2 separate regions of the Homo sapiens genome follow, and region 1 is linked to region 2. A link is an interaction called in ENCODE POLR2A ChIA-PET data of the cell type or tissue named here. Cell type or tissue: K562. All regions are shown on one strand. Each heading gives the region's core, and the rest is flanking DNA. Links, peaks and the distances in the headings are about the cores only. Region 1 has its middle 9.9 kb from the start of SDC3. Region 2 overlaps LOC105378621 (a long non-coding RNA gene).

Evidence for each region. Peaks named below come from ENCODE experiments on the same cell type or tissue, not always from the same donor. Only the 100,000 strongest peaks of a DNase experiment are listed, where the experiment ranks them.
Region 1: POLR2A ChIA-PET joins it to region 2 with 11 read pairs; 9 of 35 experiments call an interaction of 5 or more read pairs at or near these places.

The regions. Positions count from the first base shown.
Region 1 is chr1:30,914,454-30,922,902 of GRCh38, reverse strand. It overlaps the pseudogene RN7SL371P. Among named protein-coding and RNA genes, the nearest start is that of SDC3, 9.9 kb to the right of the region's middle. RefSeq lists an enhancer at 2,597-3,595. In K562, for the core only: a CTCF peak has its summit at 3,242; DNase peaks (open chromatin) are centred at 3,272 and 3,682; H3K4me3 peaks cover 225 bases.
Region 2 is chr1:30,773,871-30,782,319 of GRCh38, reverse strand. It overlaps LOC105378621 (a long non-coding RNA gene), which reads left to right. Exons shown (of 3, transcript XR_947134.2): 1 at 1-152; 2 at 433-585; 3 at 6,627-7,241. Among named protein-coding and RNA genes, the nearest start is that of LAPTM5, 20 kb to the right of the region's middle. RefSeq lists enhancers at 2,458-2,537, 2,648-2,837 and cis regulatory regions at 2,336-2,860, 4,174-4,839. In K562, for the core only: CTCF peaks have their summits at 2,543 (motif pointing right) and 4,321 (motif pointing left); DNase peaks (open chromatin) are centred at 2,579, 3,749, 4,359, 4,639 and 1 weaker place; H3K4me3 peaks cover 1,575 bases.

The DNA of each region.
Region 1 (8,449 bases), core at 145-8,144, 140 kb before region 2:
AAAATTAGTCTTCAGTATTTAAAAAAAAGCCAAGCTTTAACTACGTAACTTTCTGTATTTGCCTTTAAAATCTTTTATCACTTTGATATTGTTTCACAATGACTTATGATCCTTTTTAATCAAGTGTTTCAAACATTTTGACATTTTTGACAGCTTCTCAAAATTAATTCTAAATTAAGTGTTTTCCACCTCACATTAACTTTGGGAGTTTCCAGAAGTGTCCCTGGAATATTTCAAAATAATTTATTTTCTCTCCTTGTAAATGAGAAGTGTTAAACTAATTAGGCTTATTTGATATGTTAATTGCATGGAAGATGTTGTCAAATAATAAGTGATACTAATCCTTCTTTAAGTTATATGTGTTATTGATATGAGTATCCCAGGAAATGTGTAGAATTCCTAGAAATCTGATATATCCTGGTATATTGTTATCAGTCATAAATCTAATTATTATCTTAAGATGCTATATGCCACAAAACACCAAATTTCCTTCCTGAAAGCATTTGAATGCCACTATGATACAAAAGCACAAGAGATTCATTAGAAAAGGCTGACAATACAGCTTTCTGATAAGATCATACTATGGAACTGTGTAAAAATTTCCAAAACTGTAATGGGAAACTGATGGACTCATAAAACTGCTAATCCAATATCAAGGAAAACAAAAATTAATTATATGAGACTAAACTGATGAAAATAATTTTAATTTTTTATGAGTTTTTCTTTGAAGCATTGCTGGTTCTAAGAAATGTTTTATTTTCTAAATTTAAGGAGACTTTTTTTCTCTTCCCTTAACTGTCTACAATAACAATTTGATAAAATATATCTTTGTAGGCCAGGTGCAGTGGCTCACACCTGTAATCCCAGAACTTTGGGAGGCCGAGGTGGGTGGATCACGATGTCAGGAAATCGAGACCATCCTAGCTAACACAGTGAAACCCCGTCTCTACTAAAAATACAAAAAAAAAAAAAAAAAATTAGCTGGGTGTGGTGGCGGGTGCCTGTAGTCCCAGCTACTCGGGAGGCTGAGGCAGGAGAATGGCCTGAACCCGGGAGGCGGAGCTTGCAGTGAGCCGAGATCACGCCATTGCAATCCAGCCTAGGCGACAGTGAGACTCTGTGTAAAAAAAAAAAAAATCTATATATCTATATATCTATATATATATCTTTGTAAACAAAAATGCAACATTTATCTTTCTCTCCCTACCTGATTACTCCAGAATTTGGAAACTCTTATTAAATATTTTTATTTGCAATATGAGTATTATCATAGGTTCAATAAAAATTGGTTCTCATAACAGAACATAATTGGGCAAGTTCTTAGTTTGGCTTCTTCAAGAAGTTTTAAAATACCTGTTCTGAGATTTCTCATTATCAGACAGTTTTTGAAAACTAAGGTTGATTGATACAAAGTCACGAAAGCCCCTTGGATATGAACAGAGCTCTGATTAAAGTATCATATTTAAAAATATACACGAAATTATTATGTTACATTTCTGTAAACAATCAGGTCAAATTTAATGGAATTAGACTTATTTTGAAAAAAAGAACTATGATTATTTTTGGTAAAAACAGGAGTGATGATTAAAAAAAGATTGTTATTTCAGTTAAACACTATAGTGCACCCATTATCAAATTCTAGTTCTGTTCATTTTCTTTGAGGTTTTGTTATCTATCTGTAAACTGAATTAAATTCCGAAACTTTCTAGTTTCACTAAAAACTAAAACTGCTCCTTTCCTAAGCCCTATAAGCTGAAACTCAATGACTTTAAGTTTTAGAAATATCACTACAACAGGTCATGTACGGGCAACTTTCATGCCTGCTACTATACGCGTCATGTGGAGAGTTTACTGGCACACTGCCTGATGCCATAGCCAGAGTCATTCAACGCCATCTTCATTCCGTCATCTAAAGATGCTTCCCACTCACATCTAGACATCTCAGCTAGCTGCCCTTGAGACTCAAAAACTAACATCATAATTTGCTCCAGATGTTAACCTTTGTTTTTCTTTTGTTTTCGTAGAACAAAACCTTGAATTCCCTTCAAGGGATACAATCTGAAGTGAACAATTTGCCTCAATAATACTCCAACGTAGTTCTTGATACCTTCACAGCTTAATAAGGAGGAGCTTGTGTTTTTATTGATTAAGAAATGTTTCGGCCAGTGAGGGAGTGGTGGCTCACGCCTGTAATCCCAATATTTTGGGAGACTGAGGTGGGCGGATCACCTGAAGTCAGGAGTTTGAGACCAGCCTGGCCAACATGGTGAAACCCCGTCTCTACTAAAATATCACAAAAATTAGCCGGGTGCGGTGGTGCATGTCTGTAATCTCAGCTACTTGGGAGACTGAGGCAGGAGAATCACTTGAACCTGGGAGGTGGAGGTTGCAGTGAGCTGAGATCACACCACTGCACTCCAGCCTGGGCGAACAGAGTGAGACTCTGTCTCAAAAAAAAAAAAAAAAAAGTTGCTTTTATGTTAATAAGAAACTGTTGCCCAAAATTTAAAGCTCTTTTTTTTGAGACAGGGTCTTACCCTGTCACCCAGGCTGGAATGCATGCAGTGGTGCGATCATGGCGCACTGCAGCCAGGACCTCCTGAGCTCAAGCCATCCTCCTACCTCAGCCTCCTGAGTAGCTGGGACCACAGGTATGAGCCATCACACCTGGCTAATAAAGGCTCTTAAGAAACAAATACAAGTCTTAGCAGATAGGTGCTACCTCCTTCATTGATATGTTTTAGCTGGTGAAATCTTGGCTCCTGGGAATCTTTGTTCCAGGGCGTTTTTCAGTCCTTGGCTATTATTTTCCTTATAGTTATTCTATTCACCCCCTTTGTGCATTGTATCCTCTCAAGGGTTTTAAATGACACCGTTTCACCCTATAATCCCAGCACTTTGGGAGACTAAGGCCGAAAGATTGCTTGAAGCCAGGAGTTCTCAACCAGCCTGGGCAACAAAGTAAGACCTTGTCTCTACAAAAAAATTTTATTTTAATTAGCCCAGTGCAGTGGCGTGTGCCCGTAGTCCCAGCTACTCAGGAGGCTGAGGTGGGAGGATCATTGAGCCCAGGAATTCAAGGCTGCAGTGAACTATGATGGTGCCACTGCACTCCAGCCTGGGTGACCGAGCAAGACCCAGTCTCTAAAAAATAAGTACATAAATAAATGCTTTCCCGCAGCCACTTGCATATCGAATGATTGCCAGCAGGATTTAACAACCTGGAGAACTGAGCAAGCCCACCACTAGGGCCTATAGTGACTATGCAATTTTGGATACCAATGACCACAAGACCACAGTCCTAACGCAGCTGTTGATGATAGCATCTACATGGCTCTGTTCCAGACTGTGTTAACGGTAGTAACTGAGAATAATGCCATACTCTGGTCACACTCTCAGCTTGCTTTTGAAACTGCCCCTATAAACTTTATAAAATTAATCAGGGAAGAAGAGAGGGGGAATAATGAAAATAAACTGAGCTTGTAGCACGTTCAGCCTTCATTTTGAGGTCAGCTCACTCTCTGACCTGCCTCCTCACAGCTGCTTTTTGCAACCTGTTGACCTAGAATCACGAGACCCTGTTACAGGACGATAGTTCCCCTTAGCTGCTCTGCAGATAACAACTTGAACATTAGGAAGCCTTAAGTTCTCTCTTTGAGCTATTCCTTCAGGTCCTGCATACTGAGGAAACTGCTGACTCAGCTGGTTTGAAGGACCTGACTGGTTTGAAGAGCTGACTCACCAAAAAATGCAGTTTCCATGTCCTGATGATGTCATCCCCCTTACTCAAAACCATCAATGACCCAAGTTTTCTAGCCCCTCACCCTCAACAATCCCCTTAGAAATCCCAGCCCAGAACTCCTCGGAGGGATGGATTTGAGGATCTCCTCGCTTGGTGCCCTGTGATCAGTAAACTCTTTCTGCTTCTGCAAACCCTGCTGTCTCCATGTAATGGGGTCTGTTACTGTGCAGTGGGCAGAGGAACCATAGTCCTGTAATACTTTATTTATTTTTCAGGATGGAGTCTCCTGAGGCTGGGCGTGTTGGCTCACACCTGTAATCTCAGCACTCTGGGAGGCCGAGGCCTTTGGGATCACGAGGTCAGGAGTTCGAGACCAGCCTGGCCGAGATGGTGAAACCCCATCTTTTCTAAAAATACAAAAATTAGCCTGGCGCAGTAGTGGGCGCCTGTAATCCCAGCTACTTGGGAGGCTGAGGCAGGAGAATTGCTTGAACCTAGGAGGCAGAGGTTGCAGTGAGCCGAGATCACACCACTGTACTCTAGCCTGGGTGACAGAGTGAGACTCCGTCTCAAAAAAAAAAAAAAAAAAAAAGAAGATGGAGTCTCCTCTGTTGCCCAGGCTGGAGTGCAATGGTATGATCTTGGCTCACTGTAACCTCTGCCTTCCGGGTTAAAGCGATTCTCCTCCCTCAGCTTCCTGAGTAGATGAAATTACAGGCACGCGCCACCATACCCGGCTAATTTTTTGTGTTTTTAGTAGAGACAAGGTTTCATCATTTTGACCAGGCTGGTCTTGAACTCCTGATATCAGTTGATCCACCCGCCTCGGCCTCCCAAAGTGCTGGGATTACAGGCGTCAGCCATTGTGCCCAGCCCTATAACCCTTTCACTTGTTAAATTAAAATGGAGACCAGGTCTGAAGAATCCCAGAGCAGACAAAACCAGTTAGGCCTCATACATGACCTCAACCTTGCTTGATTTGCAAACATAAGCAAAAATTGAGCTATTTCTTGTAAATGCCTCTATTAAAGAAAAACAGAACTTCAGCTCAACCAGTCAGAAGTAGTCCACAAATTTTTATATAACGGGGGACTTTCTAACGGCATAGACCAAATAAACAACTATATAATTGCAACCAATCAAATAATTTATTTTACTTCTGCGTTTATCCCTTAAATACTTGCCTCTGATGATTTGTCACTGGAACATTAAACCTCTTCTGGTTTGGTGTTTCCCAGTTCATGAATTGCTTTTCACTCAAAGAAGCACTTTAAACTTATCTGTGGGATCTAACAATCAAAACAATTAAACTCAGGAAGATAGAGAACAGAAGGTTGGTTACCAGATGCTGGGAAGGCTAGTGAGGGGGTAGAGGAGAGGAGGTGGGGACGACAGTTAATGGGTGCAACAAAAAAGAAAGGATGATAAGACCTAGTATTTGATAGTACAAAAGGGTGACTATAGTCAATAATAACCTTTTTTTTTTTTTTTGGAGACAGAGTCTCACCCAGGCTGGAGTGCAGTGGCCCGACCTCGGCTCACTACAACCTCTGCCTCTTGGGTTCAAGCAATTCTCTGCCTCAGCCTCCCGAGTAGCTGGGATTACAGGCACCTGTCACCATGCCTGGCTAATTTTTATATTTTTAGTAGAGATGGGGTTTCACCATCTTGGCCAGGCTGGTCTTGAACTCCTGACCTTGTGATCCACCCACCTCAGCCTCCCAAAGTGCTAGGATTACAGGCATGAGCCACCACACCCGGTCCTTTTTTTTTTTTTTTTTTTTTTTTTTTTGAGACAGAGTCTCACTCTGTTGCCCAGGCTGGAGTACAGTGGCACGATCTTGGCTCACTGCAACCTCCGCCTCCCAGGTTCAAGCTATTCTCCTGCCTCAGCCCCCCGTGTAGCTGGGATTACAGGCACACACCACTACCTCCGGCTACTTTTTGTATTTTCAGTAGAGAAGGAGTTTCACTGTGTTGTCCAGGCTGGTCTTGAACTCCTGGGCTCAAGTGATCTGCCCACCTCGGCCTCCCAAAGTGCTGGGATTACAGACGTGAGGCACTGTACCTGGCCTAGTCAACAATAATTTAATCGGCCGGGTGCGGTGGCTCAAGACTGTAATCCCAGCACTTTGGGAGGCTAAGGCGGGTGGATCACCAGGTCAGGAGACTGAGACCAGCCTGGCTAACACGGTGAAACCCCATCTCTACTAAAAATACAAAAAAAAAAAAAAATTAGCCAGGTGTGGTGGTGGGCACCTGTAGTCCCAGCTACTCAGGAGGCTGAGGCAGGAGAATGGCGTGAACCCAGGAGGTGGAGCTTGCAGTGAGCAGAGATCACGCCACTGCACTCCAGCCTGGGCAACAGAGAGAGACTCCGTTTAAAAAAACAAATAAATAAATAAATAAAAATTAAAATTAACATAATAATAATTTAATCATACTTTTAAAAATAACTTAAAGTGTATAATTGGATTACACTTCCTGGTGCTCCTAGATACCAGCATGGGAACATGTCCTTGGGCAGGGCTGGACCAACAACTCCAGGGGCCGAAGCCAACCTGTTCCAGGGTCCTGGCAGCCACCTGCCCCCTCCCTGTGGAACCTCAGACTCTCTCAGTTCCCGTGGGGGAAGGGTGGGGTATCCTCGCCCTCCCACCTCAGGTCTGGGGTGAACCAGACAAAGAATGACTTAAAAGTAGTGGCCTAGGGGCTGGGCATGGTGGCTCATGCCTGTAATCCCAGCACGTTGGGAGGCCGAGGCGGGCGGATCACGAGGTCGGGAGATCGAGACCTTCCTGGCTAACACATGGTGAAACCCCGTCTCTACTAACAATACAAAAAAATTAGCCAGGCGTGGTGGCAGGCGCCTGTAGTCCCAGCTACTCAGGGGGCTGAGGTAGGAGAATGGCGTGAACCCAGGAGGCGGAGCTTGCAGTGAGCCGAGATCACGCCACTGTACTCCAGCCTGGGTGACAGAATGAGATTCTGTCTAAAAAAAAAAAAAAAAAAAAATTAGTGGCATAGGGTTGGGTGTGGTGGCCCACCATAGTTCCAGCTACTCCAGAGGCTGAGGCAGGAGGATCTCTCGATCCCAGGAGATAGAGGCTGCAGTGAGCTGTGATTGTGCCACTGCACTTCAGCCTGGACAACAGAGTGAGACCCTGTCTCTAAAAATAACAACAACAAAAACACAGTGGTCTGCTCCATGTGACTGTGGGCCTTGCCCTATGCTGGGTGCTGTCCTGTGTTGCTTTGTTTGCCTCCCTCCAGCCTTGTGAGCCGTCACTGACCCTAACTTGCATGGGAGGAAAATGGCCCTGGCCACTGGCCTGGAAGTGGCAGACCCAGAATTTGAGCCCCGAGTGCCCCAGGCCTCTCTTTGGAGTCAGTGCTGCCAGGGCAGCTGCTCTTCCCCTCCACCATGGCCAGCGGCAGGACTGTCCGCAGAGAATTCAGGGTGGCTACCCGCATCTGATCCCTTCGCAGATGACGAGACTGAGGCCCAGGGTGGGAGAAGCACCTGCTCAGAGGCACACAGGAGGCGAGGGCAGCACTAAGGTGTCCCCTGGTGCAGTTGCTTGCCTGTTGCCTGCCTCCCATCCTTGGTGGGAGCTCCCTCAGTGTCCAGATCTGTGCCCAGCCCTCGCTGGGGCTCGATACCTCTAGGTTGAAGTTTGAATGTGGGTCCAACAGTCTCGAAAATCCAAAAAACCAAACACACACACAAATGTGATGTACTGCATATCTCAATGACAGCTGTGCTCAGAGAGGGGGACCCAGTGGTCAGTATCCACAGCCCTGGGGAAAGGGGGATCTCCCCCCACAGGCCCCGGTCACTCTCCCCCACCCACCTCCTAGAGGCAGCTGAGCTGCTGCAGCCTCAGAATGAGGTGAGAAAGAAAATATATTTTTAGGGAGGCATATTTTTGGTTCCAGGAAAATGATTCTAAATGAGCAGTTTATTCCCAGGCACGGGGGTGTGTTCCTGGAATGGCTTCTGGGGCAGTGCCCTCCTCCCATCCTCCCCTTTCTCTCTCCTCCCCTCCTCTCTCCTCACCCAGCTTCTCCACCTCTGCACAGAGAAGAGGGCAGGTGTGTGAGCACAGCTCCTGGGCCTGGGCTCTGCCAATGGTCATTTCCTAGTCCTGTGACCTTCGATGGACAGAGTGGGACGGCCTGTGGGTTTGAATGAAGACCTTGGTTGGGGAGGGGGCTTATCCTAAGAGCTCTGTCAAAACAGAGCAGCTGGTCCAGGAGAAGGGAGTGGAAGAGAGAAAGGCCCCAGGGCAAGGAGTGAAGCCACCTGGGTTCTAGTCCCAGCTCTGCCACAGGCTTATTATGTGACCTTGGGGTCAGTCACATTCCGTTTTAAGGCCTCAGTATTCTCTTCTATGAAATGGGCAGTTAAAGTAGGCCCTGCCTGCTCTGTCCATTCTAGATCACAGGGAACAAGCCTCCAGAATGTTCTCAGCCTCGTCCACACACGATGTCAGGATGAAGCCTCAAGCTGGAGCTCAGGGCCTTAGAGGCTCTCCTCCCAGGTAGGGCTCAGCCCCTGTAGGACCATTTCAAAGCACCCAATTCTCCAAGGCCTGCCTGCAATGGCCCAGGGGAGATGTCGCCACCACCACCATGAAGCCTTCCTAGATTCCCTCAGAGAGGAGGTAGCCATTCCCTGCCCAGGCTCCCTCTGTTTTTTCCTTT
Region 2 (8,449 bases), core at 218-8,217:
TTCTGGGAAGCTTTATGGCCCCCAAATGTATACCTGCCACCAACATCACCAACATCTGTACCTCAGAGAAACTAAGGCCCTGGCTGGGATTTTTTTCTCCTGTTTCGCAGACCCCCGTCTGATGAGCTGATGGGGTACCTTGTCTCTGTGAGGTGAGTGGCAGCATCCCCACATGGTGGATGAAGAGACTGAGTCTCAGGCGGCCTCGTGATTGGGCCACTCCCAACCTTTCCGGCCTCAGCGCCTGCCCCTTCCTGGGACATCCCAGGGCCTCCGGCCTCCCAGCCGAGACTCACACTGTCCCCTCTGCCCAGAATACCTTCTTCTTGGGAGGAATGTCCATCCTTTAGGTCTTAGCTCAAATGCTCTTTTATTTGTCCTTATTTCAGAAATTGTGGTAACGTATTCGTCCATTTCTGTTGCTTGTAACAGAATACCTGAAACTGGGTAGTTTACAAAGACAAGGAATTTATTTTATACGGTTCTGGAGCCTGTGAAGTCCAAGGTTGAGGGGCCGCATCTGGTGAGGACCTCCTTGCTGGTGGGGACTCTGCAGAGTCCAGAGGCCACACAGGATATCACATGGTGAGGGGGCTGAGGTGCTGGCCCGGGTCTCTCTTCCTCTTCTTATAAAGCCGCCAGTCCCATGATAATCAATTAACCATTAACCCATTAATCCATGAATCCATGAATAGATTAAACCATTCATGAGGGCAGAGCCTTCATGACCCAATCACCTCTTAAAGGACCACCTCTCAGGCCAGGCCTGGTGCCTCACGCCTGTAATCCCAGCACTTTGGGAGGCCAAGGTGGGCAGATCACCTGAGGTCAGGAGTTTGAGACCAGCCTGGCCAACATGGTGAAACCCTGTCTCTGCTAAAAATACAAAAATTAGCCGGGCATGGTGACGGGCACCTCTAATCCCATCTTCTTGGAAAGCTGAGGCAGGAGAATAGCTTGAATCTGGGAGGTGGAGGTTGCAGTGAGCCAAGACTGTGCCACTCCACTCCACTCCACTCCACTCCACTCCACTCCACTGTGGAGGTTGCAGTGAGCCGAGATCGTGCCACTCCACTTCACTCTACTCCACTCCACTGTGGAGGTTGCAGTGGGCCGAGATCATACCACTCCACTCCACTCCACTCCAGCCTGAGCGACAGAGCAAGACTCCATCTCAAAAAAAAAAAAAAAAAAAAAAAAAGAAGAAGACCACCTCTCACCTCTCAATATTGCCACATTGGAGATTAAACTTCAACATGAGTTTTGGAGGGGACAAATGTTGAAACTATAGCACAGATACATAACATAAAATCTATCATTTTAACAATTTTAAGTGTACAGTTCAGTGGCATTCACTACACTCACAGTGCTGTGCAGCCATCACCACCGTCCATCTCCAGAGCTTTGTCATCTTCCCAAACTCAAACTCTGTGCCCATCAAACAATAACCCCCATTTCTTCCCTCCTCTCTGCCTCTGGCAACCTCCATTCTACCTTCTGTCACTATGAACTTGACTACTGTAGGTATCTCATATAGGCAGGATTATATAATAGGCTCCTCCTTTTGAGTCTGGCTGATTTCACTCAGCATAATGTCCTCAAGGTTCACCCACGTTGTAGCATGCGTCAGAATTTCCTTCATTTTTCAGGCTGAATAATATACCATCGTGTGCCTTGGTCACATTTTGTTTATCCATTCATCCATGGATGGCCACTTGGGTTGCTTCCTCCTTTTGACTATGTGAATAATGCTGCTATGAACATTGGGGTTGAACAAATATCTGTTCAAGTTCCCGTTTCAGTTCTCTTGGGTGCATCCACAGAAGTAGAATTCCCAGGTCATGTGATAATTCCATGTTTAATTTTTGAAGGACTGCCATATTGTACTCCCACGGTGGCTCTACCATCTTACAGTCTTGCTAGCAATGTACAAGGGTTCCAATTTCTCCACGTTCTCACTAACACTTGCTATTTTCTGTCTTAAAAAAAAAAATAACAGATGGCCAGGTGCAGTGGCTCATGCCCATAATCTCAGCGATTTGGGAGGCTGAGGCAGGAGGATCACTTAAGCTCAGGAGTTTGAGAACAGCCTGGGTAACATAGTGAGACCCTGTATCTACCAAAAAAAAAAAAAAAAAAGTTAGCTGGGTGTGGTGGTGCACGCCTGTAGTCCCAGCTACTGGGGACACTGAGGTGGGAGGATTGCTTGAGCCTGGGAGGTTGAGGCTGCAGTGCGCTGTGATCACACCACTGCACTCCAGCCTGAGCAACAGAGTGACTGAGATCCTGCCTTAGAAAAAAAAAAAAAAAGCCGTCCTGATGGAGGTGGAGTGGTGTCTGAGCATTGTGCCAGGCACTTTGTGGCATTATTTCATTTATCATATTATTATTATCCCCATTTGGCAGACGAGAAAACCGAGCTTCAGGGAGGTAGAGTCGCTGCCCTAAGTAACAGGGAGTCTGAGCTCTAAGCTCCTGCCCTGCCCGTGTGGTGCCTTCTCTGGGATTTATTAGGTGCCTGGGATGGAGTTCCCCAGATGGCCAGCAGGGGGCGCCCTTGACCCGGAGTCTAGCCTGGGCTTGAGGGTGGGGAGGGCAGAGCGGAGGGCTCAGAGTCCCTCAGTCCAAACCACTTACTCTATCCCCATTTTACCCTCCTCACCGCCAACCCAGTTCCCAGCCTCTGACTGCAGAGAACCCTGCAGCAGGGACTCAGGCAACTTGATAGAAGTGGGAGAGGTCCCATTAACAAGCCTTGTGACCTTGGGTGTGTGGTTGAACCACTCGGAGCCTGTTTCCCGTCTCTGAAATGGGGGCTACCACTGCTGCCTTGAGGATCTATCGATAGCCCTGCAAGTCAGGCATTTTGGCTTCCTGGAAGGTTGAGATGATGCTGCTGTTTTGGGGAATGGAAAAATGAGCATTTACTGGGTGCTAATTATGTACTGGGTGCTAATTATATGCTGGGTGCTTCCAATGGGACATTTTATTTTATGCCAACATAGTGAAATAAGGAATATTATTCCCATGTTACAGACGAGGAAACTGGGCTCGGAGAAGAGAAGTGAGTTGCTCAAAGCTCACATAGCCAGAAAACAACAGAGCTGGAATTCAAACCCAGCTTCTCCTTCTCCTCCAGGTGACCATTCAAACAAAGGCTAATGTGTGGTCTGGGGAGGGACAGGGAGACGAAGAGGCAGAGCTGCTTGCCTCCCCCTTCCTCCTTGGACTCTGCGGCCAGGCCGCCTGCCTTTGGCTCCACCACCTACTAGTTCTGTCCCCAAGGGCTGATCACTCCACCTCCCCGAGCCTCAGTTTTCTCATATGTACAATAGAGATAATCAACTTTGGATGATTCCGGATTTTAACAGTGAAAGGAAACGTCTTGGGTCAAAGGGAAGTCCCAGGCACAGCCGGTTTCAGGGATGGAAATAACGGGGTTATCCTTCTCTATCATTTATTCTTGGTTTCTCAGTCGCCTCTCCACCTCTCTGGGCTCTGCTCATCTCTGGGTTGGTGGCCTCACTTTCTCCTACTGCAGGCTTGCTTCCTTGATGTGGTGGGTGAAGAAAGGAAGGCAGGGCCACAGAGAGCGTTGGGCTTACATCTTTCCAGCTTTTCACCCTCGGGAAAGAGAGAGCTTCTCTACTCACAGCCAAATATTAAATCACAGGGAAAGAGTCTGATTGGCTAGGCTTATCTATTCCTGGGCCAATCACTGTGGCCAGTTGGAGATGAGGCATCCTAACTGGCTGATCTAGGTTACATGTCTGCCCCTGTGGTTGGGAGTGGGGAGTCTGGATAAGCAGCCTCACCAGAAGCACTTGGAGTGGGGCCAGGGCAATCAGTCATAGCTAACGCATCACTTACCATGTGCCAGTGTTGTTCTCAGCACATTGAACGCACAAATTCATTTAATTCTCACAACCAGGGTCCCATTCTACAGGTGAGGCAACTGAGGCAGAGAGGCACACAGCTGGTGAGTGGTGGGATTTGAACCCATTCTGGTTCCAGAGCACAGGCTCTAGTTCACCTGGAGGAAGGCTGTGGCATTATCAGAAGCAGAAGGGAAGGGCTGCCTGGCAGACAAACCCTGTTCCCTCCAGCACCCGTGGTATTCTTGGATGACAAAGAAGTCACCCCTTCCTGGGCTCGGCACACAGTAGGCCTTGTGGAATAGATGTTCTTCCCTTTCCTTGGAAAATCAGGGCAGACCAGCCTTATCCCCAAGGAACCAGGTTGGTGCTGTCCAGTTGAAAGTTCTCTGTGGACGTAGCCCCAGCCTAGGAAGCTCCAATGGCCACTGCTCCCCCTGCCGGGAAAACTGGAGGTGGCCATTGGGCCCTTCCGCCCCACCAGCCTGCACAGAGGGCTCTCTCAGTGTGGAGGGACCTCGGGTGAGAGGTGTGAAGTGGGAGGAGGGCGGGGAGTCTGGCTGGATCCCCCCTCATCCCGCTACCACCCGCACCAGGCTCCTTCCCTCCGTGTTATCCTTGGAGCTGAGGCTGGGGGCCGGGGGCTCACCAGGGGCGGTGGTGGGCCTCTGCTGGGTACACAAACACCAGTCAGCCATCCAGTGGCCAGTGAACAAGGCGAGCCCTCAGCAGAACTCGATAAGGTTTCCAAAAACAAGACGGGGCCGTTGAAAGGCTACATTACTCCCTCTTGCTGACAGCTGCTAATTTATGCTAATCAGATGCAGGAAAACCCCAAGTTCCCAGTGGGCCCCAGGAGACAGGGAGAATCCAGCCCTGCTGAGCAGGAGGGTGAAGTGGACCTGTGTTCCCGTGGCCGCCCGGCCCCTGCCCTGCCCTGGGCCCCAGAGTGGCCTCAGTTCTCCTGGTCCCTCGCTCTGCTGGGCCAAGAGGGGCTGGGACCTTGTCCTGGGTGCCAGGGCCCCTGAGAAAGATTAGGGGGATGGGGTTTTGGGGTCAGTCTGTGGCCTGGCTGAAAACAGGCAAGGTGGCTGCCACGAGCCACGCACTCAGCCATTAATTCACTGACTCCTCCTCAACTCCGCGAGGTGGGAGTCACTGTGGCTGTGAGGAAACAGAGGCCTGGGGTGGTTCAGTGACTTGCTCAAGGTGGCCTGGAAATGGAAGCATTGGGTGACAACTCTGGTGTCAGGCATCCTGGGCTGAGCTCCTGGATCGGCCACGGAATAGCTGCGTGACCTTGGGCAAATTGCTTAACCTCTGCGTGTCAGTCCCCTCATGAGTAAAGCGGGAATGATGGCCATATGTCCTCATGGGATGTTTGGACCATTAAATGAAATGCTGGCATGCGGCGGGCAAGAGCAGAGTTGGTCATGGCCTTTAGCAAACTGAGGCGTGGCCTGGAGTCCGACTCCATGGGTCTGACTCCGAAGCCCAAGTTCCTCCAAAGGCCCCAGGCTCTTTCCTCCCTGAGGAGTCTGGGGACAAGAAAATTCCCAAGGCACAGCCCCTTCCCATCCGAGGCCCCCACCCACATGATATGACCAAATGCAGAGTGCAGGGGGCAGTGAGATCCCTGGGCCTGCTCCGGACTCCTCCAGGCCTCTCAGCAGGCAGCCTCGGCTCATGGAAAGGGCATGGGGTTGAGGACCAGGGACGAGGACTCCAGCCCCAGCTCGGCCTCTTCTTTCCCACCAAGTGGCTCAGGGGTGGCCTTTTTGATGTGAGATGAGACACTGGACATTGCATTCCCCGTGGTCTGCAGGGCTGTGTGTAGGGTGTCATCATTTCTGCCTCTTACCTTGGCCTGTGCTGTTTCTAGGCCCTGACCCCCCTTTCCTAGGTCAGGGCCGGTCTCCTCTGTCCAGCCTTGCTGGCTGCCCCTGGGTCCCCATGACTTTCCTTTCCTTTCCCTTTTCTTTCCCCTTTTCTTTCCCCATTCTTTCCCCTTTCCTTTCCCCTTTCCTTTCCCTTTTCCTTTCCTTTCCTTTCCTTTCCTTTCCTTTCCTTTCCTTTCCTTTCCCCTTTCCTTTCCTTTCCCCTTTCCTTTCCTTTCCGCTTTCCTTTCCTTTCCTTTCCTTTCCTTTCCTTTCCTTTCCTTTCCTTTCCTTTCCTTTCCTTTCCTTTCCTTTCCTTTCCTTTCCTTTCCTTTCCTTTCCTTTCCTTTCCCCTCTTTCCTTTCTTTGGAGTCTCACTCTGTCATGCTGGAGCACGGGTGGCGTGATCTCGGCTCCCTGCAATCTCTGCCTCCCAGGTTCAATTGATTCTCGTGCCTCAGCCTCCCGAGTAGCTGGGAGGGACATGCACCACCACGCCTGGCTAATTTTTTGTATTTTTAGTAGAGATGGGGTGTCACCATGTTGGCCAGGCTGGTCTTGAACTCCTGACCTCAAGTGATCCACCCACCTTGGCCTCCCAAAGTGCTAGGATTACAGGCGTGAGCCACTGTGCCAGGCCGAGAGTGCATTTCTTTAACCCTTTGCTGCTGGCCTCATGCTCCTTGGGGTCCATTCTCACTCCTTCCCTCAGACTCCCTCCCTCCCTCCTCAGTTCAGCTCCCCTCCCCGCTCCCCAGTTGCTCTCCTCACCACACATCTGCAGCCTCACCCAGTCACTGTGGCTCAGGCACTGGCACGGGGATGGGATGGCCTGGTGGTCAGCACTGGCTGCTACCTGTCTGTTTCCTCGCAGGAGGAGCTGACTGAGCCTCAGTGTCCCCAGATAAGGAGGGGAGTATGCTCCCAGAAGCGTCTCCTGGGGGGCTAAGTGAAAGCCGGGCCAACCCTTCGTCCAGAGCCCTATGTCCACGAGGACCAGCCTGGCAGGCACGGGCCCTTCTGGCACCAGCGTCCTGAAGGGCTGAGCAGTTGGTGACTGGATAATCCTTTTCTGAGTGTATCATGACCTCTGGTTGTGTGAGGAAGCCCAGAGACCGACTATGGCTTCCTTGGGCTTCCAGAACATTCTTGGGTTTCTGGAACCATCAGAGCCACGGTAATCTGGTGATTCTGGGTGGGCCGTCTGGGGGCCTGGGCCTTGCAGCTGTGAAGAATTCATTTAAATTTTCCATGGAGGGATTGGCTCCCGGCCAGGCCACGTGAGTTATTTTGAGGCACTCTGGTCGGTGCTCTCTGCCCTGCCCTCGTCCAAGTAAACGAGCCCCACCGAGTGGGCCTGGAAACCCCACCCAGCCTTGTTTATGGCCCTGCTGGGCTCTGTGGCTGGTCAGTGGCCAGAATCTGGCATCTGCCCCCCATTCCCTCACCCCAGGCTGGGTGGAGTAGGCACAGGATGGTAAAATGTCCTGACCCATTCATGGCAGTGTGGTTTCTGGGCCAGGCAGGGGCATCCTGAACTGAAGAAAAATAAAAATAAGATAAACATAGCAATCCCAATGTCACCCTTCTGGGAGGCCTCCCCTCGTGTGTCAGGGCATGCGGTACAGCCGGAGACCAGGAGAAGACCATGTCCCTGCCGGCCTACCACGGGCACACAGCCCAGCACCGGCAAAGCTGCCCTGCCATTTTTCCACTGAGAAGTGCTTCAGCGCATTCAAGGTTGGCTCTGGTTGAGTGTCTGGGGGCCCGGGGGTCCCGCCCCCTCTTTCCCACTGCGTTGCCCCCCAACCAGAGGCTCATGCTCAGCTGCTTGCTCTCTCCAAGATCCTCCCCAGAGGCCGGGGTCCCAGCTCACCTGGGAGGGTCGGAGAAGGTCCCACTGCCCCCTCGGGGCGGGCCTGGGTCTTTTCCAGTCCTCTAGTGAGTGAAGCACCCTCAAGTCCATGCCTGCTCAGGGCATGGGGCAGGGGTGTCCCTCACATGGAACAGCTTTGGTGACCCATGGAGCCAAAAGATCCCCCTGCTCCCAGCAGTCAGAGGGGAAGGGACAAGGCTCCCATCAGGGCAGACTCCCCTGTCCACTGTCTTTCAGTCAGGACGACCGCAGGGGCAGCTGCGGAAACCAGCTTTGCAAAAGTTATACCAGTTATATCGGGGGTCAAACGCCTCACACACCTGCACTTTATGTCCATGGCAACCCTAGCAGGTGGATTCCATTCAGGAGTATGCTGGTAAACAGGCTCTCTAAAAAAACAAAGCAACCAACCAACCTCAAACACAACAACTACTGATTCGTAGTATTTGTCAATTCTCACACTTCCATGGAGGCCCATGAGGCCACTGAACTCAGAGTTAAGCCATAGGACCTCTCCAGCATGCACCGGTCCTGTTCCCATGCCAACCATGAGCTGGGGAGCGGTCTCCATTCACAGATTCAGATGCATGGGGAAAGCACCCTGCCTCTGCTTCCTGAACTGACCTTTGTTTCTATTTTAGATCCTCATTCCATTAAGCGATGGAAGCCCCACATCTAGACATCATGGTTCCCACTGGCCCCTGCCCAGGCTTGTCTAGGGTGTGGGGGTTTATGTGGCGCTGAGACACCGGTGGGGAGGGACACATTAGATTCTTAGCATTGTCCCCTCTCAGCTTCCCCTGTGATGTTTGCCTCTCCTC